2 separate regions of the Homo sapiens genome follow, and region 2 is linked to region 1. Evidence: chromatin contacts called from ENCODE Hi-C or POLR2A ChIA-PET data. All regions are on one chromosome and are shown on one strand. The core of a region is the stretch at or near the end of the contact, and the rest is flanking DNA. Distances in the headings are between cores, read along the strand shown. Region 1 overlaps LINC01554 (long intergenic non-protein coding RNA 1554). Region 2 overlaps LOC101929710 (a long non-coding RNA gene).

Region 1 (5,043 bases), core at 1,278-3,777:
TCCAGGATCTAGATAGCATTCAGGGGAAAAAAATAATTTAGAAAGAAACAGCATTGTGTGGTGTCCCCCAGCACCTCCCAGACAAAAGGCTTTTGTCTGAAGGTTGGAGGCCTGTGCTGTCTTGGCCTAGTGAGTGCCAGTTTCCGCATGGCTGCCCCTCACCCTTGGGAAGGCTATTGGGGGGTGGGCAGTGCTGGCCTGGGTCTTGCTTCCCTGCTCCTGCAGGAAGGTCTGGGCTTCCTCATTCACTCCCTTCTACTCTCATCCATCAGCACCTTCAAACCGAAACCTGGAACTATGGTATTCTCTTTGGCTCTTAGGACGGGTTGGCTTAATGGGGGAAATATTAATAGCACTGGTGTCGGTGGAAGTGACCTTGAGCCATGTAAAAAGATTCTGATAAAACGTGTCACTCTTGTTACCTATCAGGATCAAACTGCATCACGGAAGCTGCACACGATGACACCCTGTCTGGAAAGTTTTTGCCAGAGGGCAAAAGACTGCAAGCAGAATATCCCTTTGCCATTTCTCATGTAAGTGCACACCAGAACTAATAAGAATAATTTGAGAATAAGAGTACTTTCTTTTTTTTTTTTTTTTTTTTTTGCTGTGAAACTGATAACCATAAAATTTGGTATCTAGAGTCCTGGAGTGTAACAGCTCCTTCTCATACATTAGCTTCCATTCATTACCCCACAACAGTTCTGCATGCTAGCTGGCGTTATTGCCACATTACAGTGAGGGGCCTTGGCGTCTTGGGTTCCTGAGAGATGACATTGCCATATGTGGCTCTTCACGACTGTCCCACAGGCCCTCAGCTGGAATGTGGCAGAACTGGGAGCTGAATCCAGGACAGTGGTTTCCTCATCTGCTCTAGCCAGGAGCAGGCCAGGCCACCCTTCTGGACACAGTCTATCCCACGTGGGGACAGACTGGCCAGCCCCAGCCCGTGGGTCTCAACGCGGCCAGAGCTGCTGTGAGAAATCTTGTTTGTTTTAGCCTTTGGAGTCCTGTCTGTTCTCTGACCTCTGACCCAGAACTGTGTGTTCCAACCACTTCCCAGTCTGTTGTCCTGGCTCAAAACAAAGTGAACGAAAGCTCTTTCCTCAAGCCCTGCTCTCATACTCCAGGGCTCTGTGAAAATGAGTGGTATGGGCACATGGCTGGTGAGTCACTGTGGCCCTAAAATGAGCGGGAAAATAGAGGGCAGGTCCGGGCCTCGCAGGGCACTAATGGCAGGGAAGCAGGAGGGTCAGCATCAGGAGCCTGGCCTTTGGCCCGCAGAGACCTGAGTCCTCCCCTTACTCCTGAGCTGTGTAACCTTAGGCAGGGAACTTACCCCTCTGGGCCTCAGTTTCCTCATCGGGAAAGCAGGGCTGATCATAGTGCATGGCTTATAGAGCAGTTTTGAGGATTTCATGAACAAAAAAACAAAGGTAAAGCACTTAGCCTTCTGCCTGGCATGAGTAAACCCTCAGGAAACTGTAGTTATTATTTAGTAGCCAGGAAAATACAGAACACTTAATCTGTTGGCTCCCTGGTGTTTCTCGAACTGTCAGCAAACACTTCCACATCACCAGCCAGCAGAGCCATTCATCAAACACCTTTGCCTTTGTCTGTCAGGCCTCCCACTTCAACAAGTGTCCCTGGGTTTAAGTCAGTAACCTCCTAGGCACGGAAAGTTGCCTCACGCATGTGACATGCGAGCACGTCTCTAAAGGGGCAGAGGATCTGGCAAAAACATAGACTCGCAACTTGTCTGTTTCCTGAGACACCCACAATTGGCCTCGTGGAAGTGGTTGACTTCTTCCCATAGCTGCCTGTGTCTTACTTCATCGCCTCCTCCAAGCCCAGGGCCAGCCCTGCCTGGCTGGGGGATCATGACAGTCTTTGTTCCCATATGGGCAAAGTCTTTTGAAAAGAGGGAAAGATCATTAGTTAGCTGTCAGCCTCCAGCGTGGTTAGGTCATGAGTAATTCTTCTAGAGAGCCAGAGCACTGGCAATTCATTTGGTCGAGAACGTTTTATCTACTTGAACGGCGTAGCGAGGAAATAAATGGAACAAGTTATATCAAAATCTCTGTCAACTGAACAATTCCTTACCAATCCAACAAGGAGTATGACGACGATGCCACTTTTCCTACCTTTGAGAGGTCATGCACAGACACCGCACATGAACACACCACATTATACCCCCCCCACCACAAATGGGTGTACCCCCTCTCCCCCCACATACTCACTGGTGCACATATACACGCCACACCACATTCTGTAGTGGGGAAAGGATCATGTGCAGCCTTAAGGGCTGGTTTGCGTAACGGGTGCATATTTCTGCTAGTGTTTTTGTTCTTGCAGTCAGGACTGGCCGTTGTCTGAAAGCAAACCTCAAGGACAGGACTTCTGGACTCCGCAGCCACTTCAGGCTGCTGCTCCATCGCATGAATTCCAGCAGGTGGCGCTGCACCCCGCGCGGACCCGGCTTGCCTCTCGGCCCCAGGGAGGTCGGTTGATGAGCAGTCGGGAAGTGGGTCTGCGCGCACCCCGCTGCAGCTGTGGCAAACGCAAACGATGACACACAGGCTTGACGAGGGCCTTTGTCAGAAGCAATGGGGATCTGGCGTCACCGCACAATGGAAAACAAAGTGCTTCTGCCTGGCTGGCCAGAATGCACGTTTGCTCACTATTGATGCTGGGGCATTTACAGGCAGAATGAGTTCATGTGAAATTTCAGGATCTGCCATGACTCAGATTCACTTTCTGTAAACCAGAGTCAACATTACATTTCCCTTTACTCTGGGCCATTCCTTGAATTTTTAGGTCACCAGTTGTTTTTGTACTAACTGAAGGGATTTGAGTATTTCACAAGCACCTTATTTTTATTAGCATTTTTAGGGCATTACCAATTTGGGACGGATCTGTAGTGTGAGAGATTGTTGTCACTCTTAGCTCCAAACATAGGTTGACTTTATATATTATTTACATGTTCAGAATTATACTGTGTAGAAATTCAAATGAAACTTGCAAAATACTTTTCTGGCAGGAAGCCCTGGAGAGGATCGTTCATGGAAACAAGGATGACGACTGGGGTAAGAAATGCAGGTGACTCGTGAGTGGTCAGGGAGTGGAAGAGAAGACGGCTGGAAGGTTTTAGCATTCAGAAAAAAAATGGAGACAACTAGAGTTGATCTGAAGATTATGGCAGAATTCAATATTGGGGGAAAGAAACAAGATGGGGGTTAGAAATTAGAAACAGCAGAGCTCCACAGGTTGGAAAGGTTGGAAAGGATTTGAGCAAGAGAACAAGGAGCCTGCTAATAGCACCCTGGGTTTACATCAAGAGAAGCACCTGGAGAGAATTAACTCGGGAGGAGGTGGGGGCATGGGAAACCTTTTCATCTCCAAGAGCGGGCAGGAACAGCAGCTGGCCTGAACTTGAAGGTACACCAGGTAGCTTGCGTGGGCCAGGAGAAGGTGATTCTCTTCTATGCCTCTCTCCAACGCCCTGCTTCTGATGCTGCTCCTCTACCTGTATTGAGGGGAAGATACATCCCTAAGAAGTTCCCTGAACCCCATTCTTTGTTGTGGCTAACTGGTCCCCTTGGAATTTTTCTACTAATTTTCAATTCCCCCTCTCACCTGGTGAAATCTTGAATCTTACTGTTCAATAAAAGTTCTTCTACCGAAATTTCTATACCACGTTGAATTTTTTGTGTTTCCTTTGTTTTTAGTTCTTTGGGAGTTTTACTTAGAAAAAAAAGCCTCTGGGGACTAGATAAGGAAGGAAACCTTCATGTGGACCCTCTTGAGCTCTGTTTTCTTTCCTGGCCTCACTGGTGTGGGCTCTCTGGCTGCCCTGCTGATCTCTTGCTTTACTGCATTTGGGTGAGGACTGAGGAGAGGGACAGGAGTGTATTCACTGGATACTATTCAGACTAAAGGATTAGATGTCGTAGGTGAATAAGCAAGAAAGCAAACACATAAACAAAACATCTGAACGTTTTCAATCCAAGTGGAGCAGAATTTAGCTTTTCCAGCTAAACTGCCCCACCCCTGGCACCCAGGGAAAATGGTGCTCGTATTGTAATATATTCTCCCATGGATGCATGCAATATTATGAGTATTTTTTGCCTTGTGATGTAAATTCTCTTTCTTCCTCACTCAGAAAAACATATTGTAGTTGAAAGGAAAAAAAAGAATTCTGGCCGGGCGCGGTGGCTCATGCCTGTAATCCCAGCCCTTTGGGAGGCCCAGGCGGGTGAATCATCTGAGGTCAGGAGTTTGAGACCAGCCTGGCCAACATGGCGAAACCCCATCTCTACTAAAAATACAAAAATTAGCCGGGCATGGTGGCAGGTGCTTGTAATCCCAGCTACTCAGGAGGCTGAAACAGGAGAATCGCTTGAACCTGGGAGGCAAAAATTGCAGTGAGCCGAGATTGTACCACTGCACTCCAGCCTGGGCGAGACTCAGTCTCAAAAAAAAAAAAAAGAAAAGAAAAAAGAATTCTGATCCTTTTTGAGTGTGTGTGTGTATGTGTTTTATGTGTGTGTGAGAGGACACAAATTCAAACTGAAACTTTGCTAAGTAATAGGTTTTAACTGATCTGGATACATCAGGGTAGTGAGAACAGTAAGTCTGGAAAAGAAAACAATAGTTATCAATACACATACACTCTCCCATACATAGAACAATGCCTAGGTCTATTGCATTTTAATATCCGCCGAATAGGTAGCATGAATTCACATCATTTCAGCGATGGGGAAATGGAAACTCGCAGAGAGCTTAACTGAATTTCCTGAGACCATGGGATGTCAGAAGGGCCACTAAATCTTTCAACTTCCAACTCATACTTTAAACTCCTGCCTCTTATCCTTTTTGAAGTGACTGGGGAAGACCAGGTACAGATCTGTAAAATGCTTCATTCCATTTTCAGAGGAGCTGAGGTCAGGTGCTTCCTACAGTCGAGGTCTCGCCAAGAAGACGGTGGCCACGTTCCTCAATTCTCAGGCGAGTGTTTTGATGCCTGGGTGCTTCTGCCTGATG
Region 2 (5,043 bases), core at 1,027-3,526, 130 kb after region 1:
TGAGTTCCCAAATCTACTTTTATTCATTTCACATTCATGATTGTAAGCATCTATTATGTGCCAGGGTAGGGTTATATCCATTGTAAGTAACCTTGGCAGAGTAAAAAATGCTGCACAGAGGCCTGTGGACCACTCCTAAGGACCTTTGGAGTGGCAGAAAGGAGATGGAGAGGATGAAGCAGACAAGCCTGGACAGCTGAGTGTTCCCACCTCTAGAAATAGTGAAGTACTGCACAGTCATAGCCTGTCTGCCCTTGGGCTTCTGATTGCTGCCTGGGACTTTAAATCCCTGAGCTGAGCTTTCCTGACCTTCGGACCCTTGCTGCCCCCACAGCTCCAGAAGCTGGAGCATTTATCTATAACTCAACACCTGGGCCCCAGTCTCAGCTCTAATACAAACACCAGCTCTGTGACCTCACCTTAGCTTAGAGTAGCCTCTCTTGGTTTCATACTTTGATCTGTAAAACAAAGGAGTGTGACCCTTTCTTTTTTTTCTCTCTCTCTCTTTCAGCACTAACCTGTTAACCATGCTTGAGAGAAGAGGTAGAACCTCATCACAACTACCTTTTGGAAATAGTTTTCCTGTACTAGAATAGGGGGCGTCAGTCAACCTGATGATGTTGTACAGGGAAATTTCGGAGATATGCACGTGCCTAGGCGCTGCCTCCAACCAATTAAACAAAAATTTCTGGGGAGTGGGACCTGGGGATGAGTATTTTTGAAGAGCACACCAACTAGTACACAGCCAGTGTTGAGAACCACAGGTTGTGTAAAAGCATCAGGCCTTGAGAGGGACAGATGTAGATGTAATATCCAGAATTTACTACTTATTAGTTGTAAATCTGTGGACAAGTCACTTAGTCTCTCTGAGCCTTAGTTTCTCTATCTGTAAAATTGGGACCAAATTGTATCTTCCTCAAAGGTAGCCATGTGGCACACAGTAGATACTCAATGAATTGTAATTGAGATGGGTCTATTGCTGTGCTGTCCAATATGATAGCCATTAGCTATACGTGACTATTTAAAAGTTAGATAAAGGTAAAAATTTGGTTCCCCAATTGCACTAGCCACATTTAAAGTGCTCAGCAGCCATATGTGACTAGTGGCTACCATATTGGACAGCAGAGATATCAAATGTTTCCTTCATTGCAGAAAGTTCTAGAGACTAGAAAGTGCTGATCTACATTCTACAGGATCTACTTTACTAAGATCCAAGTTTATTAAGGGAAAATTTATCTTTAACTCTGTTCTAGAAAATCCACTACATTAGCTTTTGTCAGGTAAGTAGCAAGACTTACGGCTTGGGCAGAAAAGTAAAGGAAATCCAGGAATCATCCCTTGTGTGGAGACATTTTTGCTTGTTTCTATATACCTATAAATGAGTTTACCTAGAAGTAAACAAGCAAGTGGGAACATGTAATCGATTCTACAAATAATGATCTTTTCTCCCTTCCCTCCCACCAGTTCTGGGGCTACACTTACCATTTAATCCATTTGTTAAAGTGGAACATTAACTTCTTTCTGCCCTATTTGTTCCTACCACAGGCAGTATACAATGAAGCTGCCGGTATGTGTGTGTGTGTGCGTGAGTGTGTGTGATCAAGAGAAAGGGGTACAAGGTGAAAGAAGGAGCTGGCAATGATAAGGGAAGTCCCTAAATAAGTGTCTGTAACTGAGAAAATAAAAGTCATACATAGAACATGTTTGATGATTTTATTATCTGTAATATTTATTTCAGATATTTTGACAGCTCTTTTATTCAAAAAAACTCCTTAGTATTATTTTGATTTACCCATAGTGGAGACTCTGAAGTCAGATGGTCTGAGTGCAAACCATGCTCCAGTATTTGCTATAGCTAACTGATGTTGGATGGGTTTCTTTACCTTTCTAAGTCTCAGTCTTTCCATTTGCAAAATAGGGATAAATGTTGGTAACCACACCTCATAAGGTTATTGCAAAGATTAAGTGACAGAATACGCATAAACTCTTTAGAATAGAATCTGACACCCGATAAATGCTCAGTGAATTTTTAAAAAATTGTTTAGAAAGGACATTTTATCATCAGCAAACAGATGATATGACACTTTTAACTTCAGCAAGTAGAAGAAAATATACATTCCTCATAGGAATTTTGAAGCTATTTAAAAAACGTAATGCTCTTGTTTCTTTGTCATATCTTTTGGAACGAGTGGGCCTGTTTTTAAAAGAACATTTATAGTTCCTATGTTACATAAATGTTCCACTTGTGCTACTGTACTTGTTTAGTTAAGCACAGGCCTAGCAGCTGGGGAAGTGTCAAAGTCTAAAAAGCAAGGGATTGTTGATTTGAGGTACCCTGTGTTAAAAATTGCTAATATAACTAAGCCGCCTTAAAAACAAGGAAGGTAGTTGTTCTTGATGGAAAAGAGACAACCTCTTAAATTCACTTTATATTTGTTTTGTCTTCCTGCAATAATGTTTCTGTTGGCAAAGTTACTTTATTATTATTTTTTTAAATCTGAGAGCATGATATATCTTTTGGGTTTTTAATTATTTAGATGTTTCACACTCTTTTGTTTTGTTATGCACTGTGACAGTGTGACATGCCTAAAGGACCAAGGACCAGCTCCCCAGTGAGTAGAAAGTGCTGTCATTTATTTTTAGAAAGGAAGCCGTATTGGTTCATATAAGCTGCTTTCCCAGCTGAAATAACATAGCAGATTGGTGCTGTTTGAACACTGCTAATTGCTGAACATTCTTAAACTAGTAAATAGGCCTGATTACCTGGACTCCAAACAGTAAGTCAAACAGACCAGATCACTTTTGATAAGAACACTCTATTAACCTTATATATTCCCATTGGATTATCTTCCAGGGATATGAAATGTTAAGTTATAAATGTCTTCTTTTTTTTTAATTTAGAAAGACTTTAGGAAAAATTGTTTGGGATATTTGAAGGTAAGTTAAAGATCATTATGTCCAATGTATGATTTAGTAGATAATTATCAGGTACTATACCATTAGCTGAGAGGTCAACAGTAAAGATGAACCCATTCAGAACAGAAAGTCCTGATTTACAAGATCTTGTTGTACCCTGCCATGTCTGTTTGGGTAACTGCAAGCAAACAGTAATAACTCTAACAAGGAAACAGTGAGCTTTTAATAAATAAAATGTAACATGAGTTCTTTATTAGACCCTTAAATCTCAAAACTAGAAAGCTTTTTAGAATAAAATTCCACTTCTACTCACCCTTTGAAATATTCACTGGAAACACAACTCTAAGATTCCTTCCATTTTCCAGATTCTAGAGCATTCATGTTAAAAATAAGCTTGAAATATTTTATTTAATAATTTAAAAATTATTTTAATTAAATCTTGCTGATGTGAACCATGTCTGTTCCCTTAAGCCTAGAAATGGAGTCTGGAACACAGCAAAAATGACCAAAATATAGTATCATGTCCAGAGTCAGGAAATGTCAGTTTTAGAGAATTGCCAACTTGCTTTGTGAGCTCACTTAGTTTAAAGGAAGTTTCCTTATCAATAGGAGATATAGGGAGTTTAAACAATTTGATGAGGAAGTTTCCTTATCAATAAAGTATAGGGGCAAACTAGTATTCTGAAGTTTTTTCTTTTCTGGATCAAAAATTCAATAATAAGGTTTGTTTTTATAATATTAAAAATATCTTACTGTTTTCTTGGCTTACTATTGAAAAATAGTAGAAAGAAGAAAAAGGAAACATCTACAGTCCCACCAGTCACCTTTAAAATTATTATATTATCTTCTAGTCTTTTTGTTCTACACTTAAAAGAAATTAGAGTTGAGCTCATACAGCATATTATATATGCTTAACATTATAATGTCAAAAACTTTTTATAAACATTTAAAAATGATTATGTGAATATAAGCATTTATCTTCTTATTGGATATTTTACATAGTATCATTTAAAAAATTAATTAATTTTTTATCTTTATTTTTAGAGATGGTGTCTCACTGTCACCCAGGCTAGAATGCAGTGGTGTGATCATAGCTCACTATAGCCTTGAACTTCAGGGCTCAAGTGATACTCCCACCTCAGCCACCCAAAGCACTAGGATTACAGGTGTGAGCCACCACACCGAGCCCATTTTAGAAAAGTATTATAAGCAATGCTTTTGTGAAAATATTTGTACTTAAGGGTCACTCTTCCTTCTAACTCTAATTAGTGTTTTCTCCACAGGAGAGAGTCCCAGAAGTGGAAATACTAGGTGAAATATATGAATAGTTTAAAGGTTCTTGTGCATTTGCTTTCCAAAAAAGTTAACTGTATTACCATCAAAAATTTATTGCTGCACAGAAAGATGCCCACTTTGCCACAACAAGGACATTGGATAATTTTCATAAAGAATTAAATATATGGTTCTCCTATGCTTGGTCTCTTAAGATTTGAAATTTTAACCAAGTATGAAGACATCAATTCCATATAGTCTATTCCTTTCACACAGAGAAAAGCTTTGTTTCACGATCACAGGCTGTGTGTCTACCAGCTGTTAGTGAACTTTAAGATTGCAGGTTGGCTTAGCACAGATTGTTATGATGACCATACTCTAAAGGTATTTTAAGGATAATAAATTTGTCTGTTTTTTCCAGGCTAGTTAATGGGTACAAACATACAGTTTGATAGAAGAAATACATTCTAATGTTCAGAGTAGAGTGACTATAGTTAACAACAAGTTTTGTTTTTTTTTTTTTTTTTTTTTTTTTGAGACAAAGGTCTCACTCTGTCACCCAGGCTAGAGTGTAATGGTGTGATCTGGGCACACTGTAACCTCTGCCTCCAGGGCTCAAGCGAGTCTCCTACCTCAGCCTCCTGAGTAGCTGGGATTATAGGCACGTGCCACTGCTCCCGGTTAATTTTTGTATTTTTAGTGGAGACGGGATCTCACCATGTTGGCCAGGCTGGTCTCGAACTTCTGAGCTCAAGTTAGTCACCCGCCTCAGCCTCCCAAAGTGCTGGGAATACAGGTGTGAGCCACCGTACCTGGCCAACAATATATTTTATATTTCAAAATTGCTAGAACAGA

Evidence for each region. Hi-C counts contacts between places; a loop is a spot of excess contacts on that map. ChIA-PET counts read pairs that join two places held with the same protein, here RNA polymerase II (POLR2A). Pooled maps may share reads with other maps.
Region 2: a pooled map shows a loop between it and region 1 (3-fold over the local background). The contact joins two enhancer-like sites. A Hi-C loop is called at or near these places in 1 of 168 maps with a recorded cell type or tissue (Caco-2) and 3 of 50 pooled maps. POLR2A ChIA-PET finds 5 or more read pairs at or near these places in 3 of 52 experiments (HepG2, OCI-LY7 and activated T-cell).

Annotation. Positions count from the first base shown.
Region 1 is chr5:95,856,449-95,861,491 of GRCh38, forward strand. LINC01554 (long intergenic non-protein coding RNA 1554) reads left to right here. Exons shown (of 3, transcript NR_026936.1): 2 at 430-533; 3 at 2,356-3,685. Among named protein-coding and RNA genes, the nearest start is that of LINC01554, 6.7 kb to the left of the region's middle. Within about 2 kb of position 2,528, at least 30 of the 41 ENCODE cell types and tissues checked have a DNase peak (open chromatin) inside an H3K27ac peak, as active enhancers do.
Region 2 is chr5:95,986,800-95,991,842 of GRCh38, forward strand. All of the region lies in intron 1 of LOC101929710 (a long non-coding RNA gene), which reads left to right. It overlaps LOC105379096 (a long non-coding RNA gene), which reads right to left. Exons shown (of 4, transcript XR_001742447.2): 3 at 1,299-1,388. It also overlaps a transcript of CAST not described here. Among named protein-coding and RNA genes, the nearest start is that of ELL2, 27 kb to the left of the region's middle. RefSeq lists an enhancer at 266-560. Within about 2 kb of position 2,277, at least 2 of the 41 ENCODE cell types and tissues checked have a DNase peak (open chromatin) inside an H3K27ac peak, as active enhancers do.